2 separate regions of the Homo sapiens genome follow, and region 2 is linked to region 1. The links are chromatin loops, found by intact Hi-C in ENCODE. Cell type or tissue: heart left ventricle. All regions are shown on one strand. Each heading gives the region's core, and the rest is flanking DNA. Links, peaks and the distances in the headings are about the cores only. Region 1 holds the start of LOC105369519 (a long non-coding RNA gene). Region 2 overlaps DDX6 (DEAD-box helicase 6).

What was found. Hi-C counts contacts between places; a loop is a spot of excess contacts. Peaks named below come from ENCODE experiments on the same cell type or tissue, not always from the same donor. Only the 100,000 strongest peaks of a DNase experiment are listed, where the experiment ranks them.
Region 2: it touches region 1 in a loop (2.1-fold over the local background); 14 of 110 quality-filtered maps call a loop at or near these places.

The regions. Positions count from the first base shown.
Region 1 is chr11:118,687,779-118,693,147 of GRCh38, reverse strand. It overlaps LOC105369519 (a long non-coding RNA gene), which reads right to left and starts at 3,599. Exons shown (of 4, transcript XR_007062909.1): 1 at 3,513-3,599; 2 at 33-196. It also overlaps the pseudogene TREHP1. RefSeq lists enhancers at 640-899, 2,951-3,070, 4,555-5,069, 5,070-5,369. In heart left ventricle, for the core only: a CTCF peak has its summit at 2,869 (motif pointing right); DNase peaks (open chromatin) are centred at 461, 2,887, 3,187 and 3,651; H3K4me3 peaks cover 1,424 bases; H3K27ac peaks cover 506 bases.
Region 2 is chr11:118,762,076-118,767,444 of GRCh38, reverse strand. It overlaps DDX6 (DEAD-box helicase 6), which reads left to right. Exons shown (of 14, transcript NM_004397.6): 6 at 2,090-2,236; 7 at 4,139-4,233. Among named protein-coding and RNA genes, the nearest start is that of DDX6, 26 kb to the left of the region's middle. In heart left ventricle, for the core only: no CTCF peak of the experiment used is centred there; no DNase peak of the experiment used is centred there.

The sequences.
Region 1 (5,369 bases), core at 230-5,229:
CTATTACTGGAATTTGAGTTTGCAACACTGACCTAGAGCAAAGCCTTCAATTTATATACAGGCAACGAGGAATGGTAGAGGTTCTTGCCCAAGGGCACACAGCCTATGATGGTACAGCCAGGCCTTCAGTGGGGTCTCTTGGGAACTAGTGTCCCCGGAGATCAACTAACACTGCGAATCCCTGGGACTGCAGAGCCTGTGGGGGAGAAAGGGAATGTAACTTGAGTTGGGGTCACTTGGTTGCATCTGAATTTGCTGGTATTGGGCTGTGGCAGTGGAACTCCTGGCCTGGCAGGGAGATGCCTAGTTGTCTGGGCATGGTAGCTCCCTCACCCCATGCCCTGTTCCCACGGGGAGAGAGGAAGCCGCAGTGGTTGAGGTGAAAACCAGAGGTCGTGCAGCCCTGGCAGACAGAGGCAACCACGGACAGCTGCAGCAGGCTGGTGACTGGCCCACAGGCACCCTCCACACCCTTGCTGCAAAAATTGCTGTCGTGTGCAGAATTTCGGAAACGTGCAAAGCCTGAGAGTGGGTGCTCAGGAGCCCTCCCTGGTGTGTGCAGGCAGCCCTCGGTGACTCAGCCCAAACCCCAACCATGGGCATCAGGCAGCTGAGGGCTAAAAAAAAAAAAAAAAAAGTTTCTGATGTACAGATGGCTGTGGTTTGAGTAGAGGAGTAGGAGGAGAGAAATGGAGCCTTCCTTGTCTTGCTCCAAGCTCTGGTTGAGGCGTAGGCCCTGCTCTGGGAGGAGGAGGCGGCAATGAGGCACACAGGCTGGGGGTCAGGCTGCGAAACAGCAAGCCTGCCCCTTGGTGGTCTGCCCGCTGCCCTACCTGTGTCCTCCCCACCAGCTCCTCCTCTCCTCTTGTTTCAGGGAGTTCTCTCCTCCTCTGTCTCCCCTCACTGCAGGCTCATGTCCTGTTTACCCTCTGGGATCTCTCCTGTCCAAGGATGACTCAGAGATGGGCCTGGAACATCAGGAGAGCCGGAATGCAAGAAAATAGAGATGAGTTCGGGCCTGCCCTCATGACCAACCCACCAGCCTTGGGCAAATCCCGGCAACCACTGTGTGGTTCTCTGCAGAATGAGAGGCTTGGCCTGAATGAACTTGAGGCCCCTTGTGCAGTCATAATAGGCCCCATAATAGGCACTGGACCTGCAGGCCTGATACCAGATGCAGCTGCCAGAGCCTGGCCTGAGGTCCAAGAGCCCACTGGCCAGAGCCGGTCCTCCCTCCCTCTCCTCCTCCAAGCTGCCCCTTGAACTGTGCAGGCCTCTTCTCAGGATTGTTCTAGCAAACTTTCTGCTCCAGCTTCCTAGTCTGGGTGTGAGAGGCGGCCTAAGGGCCTGACCACAGCACCCGGGCTCAAGCCCTGACCCTAATATTCTCTCTGTGACCCAGGGCAGGTCAAGGCTCTTTCCTGAGCCTGAGTTTCCATCACCAGGGACAGAGATGAGTGACCCTGTCCTGTCTCCTGGACTCAGGCGATGTCCACCCTTCGTTCCACATGGATTTATGGAGCTGTGGCCACATCAGCCACTTTACCAGCTCCTGCAAGAACAATAATAATAGAAGAAAAACAGCTGGGCACGGTGGCTCATGCCTGTAATCCCAGCACTTTGGGAGGCCAAGGTGGGAGCTATCATCTGAGGTCAGGAGTTCGAGACCAGCCTGGCCAACATGGTGAAACCCCATCTCTATGAAAAATACAAAATTAGCCGGGCATGGTGGCGCACGCCTGTAATCCCAGCTACTCGGGAGGCTGAGGCAGGAGAGTCGCTTGAACTTGGGATGTGGAGGTTGCAGTGAGCCAAGATCGCGCCATTGCACTCCAGTCTGGGCAACAAGAGAGAAACTCTGTCTCCAATAATAATAATAATAATAGAAGCAAAACAGTAACAGAAGCACGGTTTGAAGTAGAGAGAAGTTAGGGCCCGCTGGTGTGGGTGAGCGGAGGGTGTGTTAGAGAGGATGGGGAGGGAAGGTGTCTCTGAGGAGGTGATGTGTGAGCAGAATTGTGGCAGGAACCATTGCTGAGCTGATCTGGGAGAGGACAGTCCAGGCACGGAAAGGGCCGTGCAGAGGCCCTGAGGCACTGTTCAGGGATTGGGAAGAAGGCCTGTGTGACTGGGGCAGAGTGGGAACAGGTCCAGGGAAAGCGGGGCTCCAAGCAAGAGGGTCTGGGCTTGGGCTCCAGTGGTAGGACTAGGGACGGGATAAAACCCCAAACCCTTTCCCCAGATGAGGGGATGTGGATGAGCAAAGTAGCTCAGGACGGGGCTGAGCAAGCAGTAGCCCTGATTCCTCCTGAGACGGAGGCCTGGCCCAGGAGCTCAGGGAAGGAGAGCCCAGCAGGCAGTGAACATCTACCCAGTGGTGCCAGAGACAGTGCAGGCAGCCCAGAGGAGACAGGACAGGCTGGGGTTTCCTGGGGAGGGTGGGGAGACTTCCTGGAGGAGGTGAGGCGTTAGAGTAGATGCTGCCCGTCTGACCTCAGAAGTTCTTTCTAGAGGGCTCCTGTAGGGCCCAAAGGCAGCACTGCCCCAGGGAACGACTCCCAGGCCACAAAGTACAGAATCCTGCCGGCGCAGCGCTTGGCCGCCCTGAACACAGTCCTGTGGGATGAGCAGACCAGTGCCTGGTTCGACTACGACCTTGAGAACAAGGAGAACCGGGAGTTTTACCCATCCAACCTCACTCCACTCTGGAACGGGTGTTTCTCTGACCCTGGCGTGGCGGACAAGGCTCTGAAATACCTGGAGGTGAGGGCACAGAAGGTGGCTCTGGCCCACTGCAGGCAGCACTGCCCCCTCCCGACCCTGAGCAGGACCTGCAGGGGAGGCCGCTTCCTCCGGCTGTGCCCCTTGTCCCAGCCGGCAGGTCCCGCGGAGCCACCGGGGGGCAGCTGTGAGCCGAGAAGAGAAGGGCCAGGAAAGGGACATCTGGCTTCCCGCCGGGCCCAGCGTCCTGGCTCCCAGTCCAGCCCCACCCACAGTCACGGGAATGTCTGGAACCTTCTAGGGCAGCCAGATCCTGATCTACCAATATGCCCCAGAATTGGATCCGAACCAACTTTGATGTCTACCAGCAAGTCAGCCATGTATGAGAAGATGAGCTGGCCTGAGCCCTCCCCGTACCCCCAGGGCGTCCCCGTGGTGAGGCGGGAGGGTCAGGCTTGGCAGGGCTCAGGGCAAGCGCAGCTGGGATGGTGGCGGCGCCCAGTGGGCACTCCTGGGCACTGCAGGGGCTGCTGGGAGGCAGAGCGGCTTCTCCCGACAAGGATCCCGTTGTTTGTTGTCCCTGTGGCTGGGGGTGGGTGGGGTGGGGGCAGTGCCTGACCTACGGCCCGCCCTCTTATTCCCAGTATGACATTAGCAACGGTGGAGAGCCCGGTGGCGGAGGGGAGTATGAAGTTCAGGTGAGCAGGCCAGGGGTGGGCTGGCCATCACCCTACAGGAAACTCCTGGGCTCTGCTGCCCACGATCCCCGCCCCAGGCCTCAGTGTGCTCACCTGCATGTGGGCCTGGAGGAGGAGCTGACTGGTGCTCCCTGTACCGCTAGGGTTAGGCAGGGCCAGTGCCCCTGGGAAGAGAGCCCACAGCCCCCACTGAGAGGTGACAGCGTGCTGGCAGTCCTCACAGCCCTTGCTCGCTTTTGGCGCCTCCTCTGCCTGGACTCCCACTTTGGCGGCACTTGAGGAGCCCTTCAGCCCACCGCTGCACTGTGCGAGCCCCTTTCTGGGCTGGCCAAGGCAGGAGCCCACTCCTTCAGCTTGCAGAGAGATGTGGAGGGAGAGGCGAGAGCGGGAACCGGGGCTGCGCGCGGCGCTTGCGGGCCAGGTGGAGTTCCGGGTTGGCGTGGGCTTGGCGGGCCCGCACTAGGAGCAGCCGACCGGCCCTGCTGGCCCCGGGCAATGAAGGACTTAGCACCCGGGCCAGCGGCTGCGGAGGGTGTACTGGGTCCCCCAGCAGTGCAGGCCCACTGGCGCTACGCTCGATTTGTCACCGGGTCTTAGCTGCCTTCCCCCAGGGCAGGCCTCGGGACTGCAGCCCGCCATGCCTGAGCCTTCCCCCGCCTCCCTGGGCTCCTGTGCAGCCCGAGCCTCCCCAAGGAGCACTGCCCCCGCTCCACGGTGCCCAGTCCCATCGACCACCCAAGGGCTGAGGAGTGCGAGCGCACGGCACGGGACTGGCAGGCAACTCTACCTGCAGCCGGGGTGCGGAATCCACTGGGTGAAGCCAGCTGGACTCCTGGGTCTGGTGGAGACGTGGGGAACCTTTATGTCTAGCTCAGGGATTGTAAATACACCAATCGGCACTCTGTATCTAGCTCAAGGTTTGTAAACACACCAATCAGCACCCTGTGTTTAGCTCAGGGTTTGTGAGTGCACCAATCGACACTCTGTATCTAGCTGCTCTGGTGGGGCCTTTGAGAACCTTCCTGTCCATACTCTGTATCTAACTAATCTGATGGGGAAGTGGAGAACCTTTGTATCTAGCGCAGGGATTATAAATGCACCAATCAGCGCCCTGTCAAAACAGACCACTGGGCTCTACCAATCAGCAGGATGTGGGTGGGGCCAGATAAGAGAATAAAAGCAGGCTGCCCGAACCACCAGCGGCAATCTGCTGACGTCCTCTTCCACACTGTGGAAGCTTTGTTCTTTTGCTCTTTGCAATAAATCTTGCTACTGCTCACTTTTTGTGTCCACACTGCTTTTATGAGCTGTAACACTCACCACGAAGATCTGCAGCTTCACTCCTGAAGCCAGCGAAACCACGAGCCCACCGGGAGGAACGAACAACTCCAGACGTGCTGCTTTAAGAACTGTAACACTCACCGTGAGGGTCCGTGGCTTCATTCTTGAAGTCAGTGAGACCAAGAACCCACCAATTCCGGACACACCACCAAGGGTTTGGGGCTTCCCCAGAAACCTGGCCCCACTGCCCTGCCTCTCCCAGGAGGGCTTTGGCTGGATGAATGGCGTGGTCCTGATGCTACTGGACTGCTGTGGTGACCGGCTGACCTTAGGGGCCCAGCTGGCTTTCTTGGAGCCCCACTGTCTGGCGGCCACCCTTTTTCCCAGCCTCCTGCTCAGCCTTCTGCCACAGTGACAGCCCTCCCCTCCTCACCTGGCCCCAGCTCCTGTCCCATTAAACCTCTGCACCAGTTCCTGTCTTCCCCTGCCTCTTCATGCCCTCCTACCTCCCAGCCTGTCCTCTGATCAGAGTGAGGTGGGGGGCAGGGTCATGACCTGGAGGGCATGGGTAGGGGCCTAGCTCCCTCCTGGAACCTTCAATAGGGTGGAAATCCTGCTCTGGGGGGAAGACCTATCCCTCCTACCCCAAGTGCCCCAGCGCCAAGCCCC
Region 2 (5,369 bases), core at 109-5,108, 74 kb before region 1:
TATTCAATGTAAGTTAATGGAATTAAGATTTCATCTCTGAAACTTTACATTTTTAGCTTTCGTGATCTGTAATTATCTTTTCTTCCCACTTTCATATGATGTAAATAGAGCCTAGGTAGCAGGAGTTTCCTACCTAGGTATTTTACACAGTGAATCTGACTCAAATGTAGTTGGGGCTTTTAGAAATATTGTTAATAAACTTTGAGCTAATAGTTGCGAACTCAACATGCTGAAAGTTTGTAATTAAGAACAGTATTGGCTGGGTGTGGTGGCTCACGCCTGTAATCCCAGCACTTCGGGAGGCCGAGGCAAGGCAGATCACCTGAGGTCAGGAGTTCAAGACCAGCCTCGCTAACATGGTAAAACCCTGTCTCTACTAAAAATACAAAAATTAGCTGGGTGTGGTGACATGTGCCTGTAGTCCCAGCTACTCAAGGAGGCTGAGGCAGGAGAATTGCTTGAACCTGGGAGGTGGAGGTTGCAGTCAGCCAAGATCATGTCACTGCACTCCAGCCTGGGTAACAGAGCGAGATCTGTCTCAAAACGAAGAAGCAGCAGCAGCAGAAGGCCAGGTGCAGTGACTCACACCTGTAATCCCAGCACTTTGGGAGGCCAAGGCAGGAGGATTGCTTGAGGTCAGGGGTTTGAGACCAGCTGGGCCAACATGATGAATCCCCGTCTCTACTAAAAATACAAAAAATTAGCTGGGTGTGGTGGCGGTTACTCAGTAGGCTGAGGCAGGAGAATTGCTTGAACCTGGGAGGCAGAGGTTGCAGTGGGCCGAGATGGCAGCCACTGCACTTCAGCCTGGACAACAGAGCAAGACTCCATCTCAAAAAAAAGAAGAGGAAGAGTTTAATATTTATATAATAGTATTGCTGAGGGAGAGTCTAAATCTGGGACACTATAATAGGTTCTCTTTTCATAAAGAGATTTGTACATTTGAGTTTTCATAATGTCCTGTGTAATGATTCAACTTTTTATTTTTATTTCTTAATTTTTTTGGCGGGGGAGACAGAGTCTTGCTGTGTCACCCATTCTGGAGTGTGGTGTCATGATCATAGCTTAATGCAGTCTTAATCTCCCAGGCTGATGTGATCCTCCTGCCTCAGCCTCCCCAGAAGCTGAGACTATAGGCACATGCCACCATTCCCAGCTAATTTTTTTCATTTTTTTTTTTAGTAGAGATGGGGTCTTGCTATGTTGCCCAGGCTGGTCTTAAACTCCTGAGCTCAAACGATCCTCCTGCCTCAGCCTCCAAAAGTGCTGGGATTCTAGGCATGAGTTACTCACTGTGCTGCCCAGCCCAATTTTTTAATACATCTCGGTATCTAGATTATAAGGGGCAGTGTTTCTTTTCTTTTTTTTTATTTGAGACGGAGTTTCGCTCTTGTTGCCTGGACTGGAGTGCAGTGGCACAATCTCGGCTCACCACAATCTCTGCCTCTCGGGTTCAAGCGATTCTTCTGCCTCAGCCTCCCAAGTAGCTGGGATTACAGGCATGTGCCACCCACGCCCAGCTAATTTTGTATTTTTAGTAGAGATAGGGTCAGGCTGGTCTCAAACTCCCGGCCTCAGGTGATCCACCCACCTTGGCCTCCCAAAGTGCTGGGCTTATAGGTAGGTGTGAGCCACCGTGCCTAGGCTATTTTTTTTTTCTTTCTTTCTTTTGAGACTGAGTCTCACTCTGTCGCCCAGGCTGGAGTGCAGTGGCGCGATCTTGCCTCACTGCAGCCTCTGCCTCCGGGTTCAAGTGATTCTCCTGCCTCAGCCTCCTGAGTAGGTGGGACTACAGGTGCGTGCCACCACGCCTGGATAATTTTTGTATTTTTAGTACAGATGGGGTTTCACCATGTTGGTCAGGCTGCTCTCGAACTCCTGACCTCAGGTGATCTGCCCACCTTGGCCTCCCAGAGTGCTGGGATTACAGGCGTGAGCCACTGCATCATAAGGTGCAGTTACAGGTGTGAGCCACTGCATCATAAGGCGCAGTATTTCTATAGCTTCTTAAATTTTGTAAATAATGATGTATAGCATGTTCTCCCACCTCACCCCATATTTTCTTATATATTCCTTGATACTGTTTCAGCAATGGTGATTGTTCCCACTAGAGAACTTGCTCTACAGGTCAGTCAAATTTGCATCCAGGTCAGCAAACACATGGGAGGGGCCAAAGTGATGGCAACCACAGGAGGAACCAATTTACGAGATGACATAATGAGGCTTGATGATACAGGTAAGAAATGATTACTAAAAGGTAGTGTAGCTCTCTGTTATTTTAGTCACAAGTATTTCAGTAAATTATTAAAAATTGTTTTTAAGAATTAAGGAACAGAAATACTGCAGTAAGAAAAGGAAATGACCACTGCATTCAAGCGAAAAAGACAAATTACCATAATTGAAAACGATATTTGACTTTATTAGTAATTGTAAAACAGCAAGTTTATAATAATTTTACCTGTTTAATTGGTAAAGCTAAAAGTATTAGTAGACGATAATGTGAGTTTGTGGACAAATAGGCTACATTGTAAATGTGGGGGTGTAAACTTACATCTCTATCATGGGCAATTTGGGAGTATATTTTAAAATTATAAATGTATATATAATGTGTGTGTGTGTGTGTATATTTTTTTTTTTTTTGGAGATGGAGTCTTGCTCTGTTGCCCAGGCTGGAGTGCAGAGGCGCAATCTTGACTCACTGCAATCTCCGCCTCCCAGGTTCAGGCCATTCTCCTGTCTCAGTCTCCTGAATAGCTGGGATTACAGGCTCCCGCTACCACGCCAGGCTAAATTTTTGTGTTTTTAGTAGAGACGGGGTTTCACCGTATTAGCCAGGATGGTCTCGATCTCCTGACCTCGTGATCCACCTGCCTCAGCCTCCCAAAGTGCTGGGATTACAGGCGTGAGCCACCGTGCCCGGCCATAAATGTATATTTTTAAGAATCTTTCCTGAAGAAAAAAGTTGGGTAAATGCAGGGCTGTAGGTACAAAGTTGTTTGCTATGGGGTGGTATTGTCGTGCCGAAAAATTGGCCAACTTAGAAGGAGATTGGCTAACTAAATACGTTAAGGTATAATCTGAATAGGATTCTACATAGTCATTAAAGAGTAAAGTTGACCTGTATTCATTTTCATGAAGAGGTTTCATGATACATTGCCGAGTGGAAAAAGGTAACAAAACAGCAAGAATGAGATCACTCATATAAAATTATATCTTGATTTTAGTTAGAATATTATATATGATAATTATGTGATACATTCTTTGTATTGCATAGGTTTTTAAAAAATTATCTTGTTTGATCCTTTTAACAATACTCGGCTCACTGCTCTAGATTAGAGGCATTGCTCTTATGTCAGAAGTCTGGTGTGCCTTCTGCTATTAATTGAGAATTATCCTAAGACAAGAAAGTATGCCTACTGTTGAAAGCAGCAGGTGATTTAGGAAGCTGTACCCCACCCAATGTAGAGGTGAAACAAATATTTTTTAAGCATCCTGTGGTGAAATGGAAGTCTTTATCCTAAAACACATCTTTGTGCCTTTTTGTGTTATTTCCACCTCTATAACACAATGTGTTTCTTCTCTTTCTTTCTTTTTTTTTTTTTTTTTAATTTGAGACACAGTCTTACTCTGTTGCTCTGGCTAGAGTGCAGTGGTGTGATCTCGGCTCACTGCAACGTCTGCCTCCTGGGTTCAAGCGATTCTCCTACCTCAGCCTCCTGAGTAGCTGGGATTACAGGCTCCCACCACCACACCCAGCTAATTTTTGTATTTTTAGTAGAGACAGGGTTTCACCGTGTTGGCCAGGCTGGTCTCGAACTCCTGACCTCATGTGATCCACCCACCTCGGCCTCCCAAAGTACTGGGATTACAGGGATGAGCTACTGCACCCGGCCTAGTTGTTTCTAATAAAAGATAGTCATGTGCTGCATACAATGTTGTGGTCAGTGACGGCTGCACGTATGTCGGTGTTCCCATAAGATTATAATGGAGCTATACAATGGAGTAGGCTATACCATCACATAGCAATGCATTTCTCAGAATTATCATTAAGCAGCTCAGGACTGTAATATTATAAACCTTTATCCTCTTTGCTCAAATTAAAATTAATGAGAATGTATGTTTTCTAAATCTTGCATAGTGCACGTGGTGATTGCTACCCCTGGGAGAATCCTGGATCTTATTAAGAAAGGAGTAGCAAAGGTTGATCATGTCCAGATGATAGTATTGGATGAGGTAATGTCTCTTCATTTGGCATTATACTGTTCTGTACTTTTCTGTGCTTTGCTTATAACTGCCAGTGAATGAAGCAAAAGCTGCTTGTGTTTATGATCTAATAAACACATAAACAATCAGTTTAAATTAATTTGCTTATAAAATGTGTTTTACCCGTCAGAGGGAGTAGATTATAGGCATTCATTGGAATTCAGCATTTTGTCTTTTTCTTAGAGATAGCAGACATTAGGTTTTAATTTTTTAGTAGAGGAGTGAATAACCTCAATGCCAAATTTATTCTAAGTCTCTTTCTGCTCTGTGATTAATTTTTAAAAGCATATAATATATATTGTCTCTTCTCATTTTGTGCATACTACTTTGTACTGTTTGGTTTTTAATCTCTGTTACATGTATTATCTCACCATGTTATAAATGCCTTTTAAAAACTTATTAAAATCTGTAGTCCTGGGATCTAGCCATGTTTTGTACATGTACAGATGGTCCCTGACTTAAGATGGTTCACTTTACAGTTTTTCAGTGGAAGTGATAAGCTTTCATTAGAAACTGTACTTTGAATTTTTAAGATTGATATTTTTCCTGGTTAGTAATATGCTATATGATACTCCCATGATGCTGGGCATCAGCAGCAAACTGCAGCTCCCAGTCAGCCACATGATGATTGAGGGCAGACAGCCGATACTCTACAGTATACGGCGTTGCAGGTGATTTTGCCCAACTGTAAGCTAAGGTAAGTGGAGCATGTTTAAAGGAGGCTAGGCTGAGCGATGATGTTCAGTAGGTTTGGGTAATATTTTCAACTTAGGATGAATTTATCAGAACATAATCCCATTGTAAGTCAAGGAGGATCTATAGTGATCAGCGTTGTTAATGTTTTGACATGAGGTTATTTTCACATTTGGGTTGAGGTTTATTATTATTATTATTATTTTTTTTTTTTTGAGACAGACTCACTCTGTCACCCAGACTGGAGTGCAGTGGCGTGATCTCGGCTCACTACAACCTCTGCCTCCCCGCTTCAAGTGATTCTTATGCCTCAGCCTTCTGAGTAGCTGAGATTACAATTATGTACCACCCACGCTCAGCTAATTCTTGTATTTTTAGTAGAGGCGCGGTTTTGCAATGTTGGCCAGGCTAGT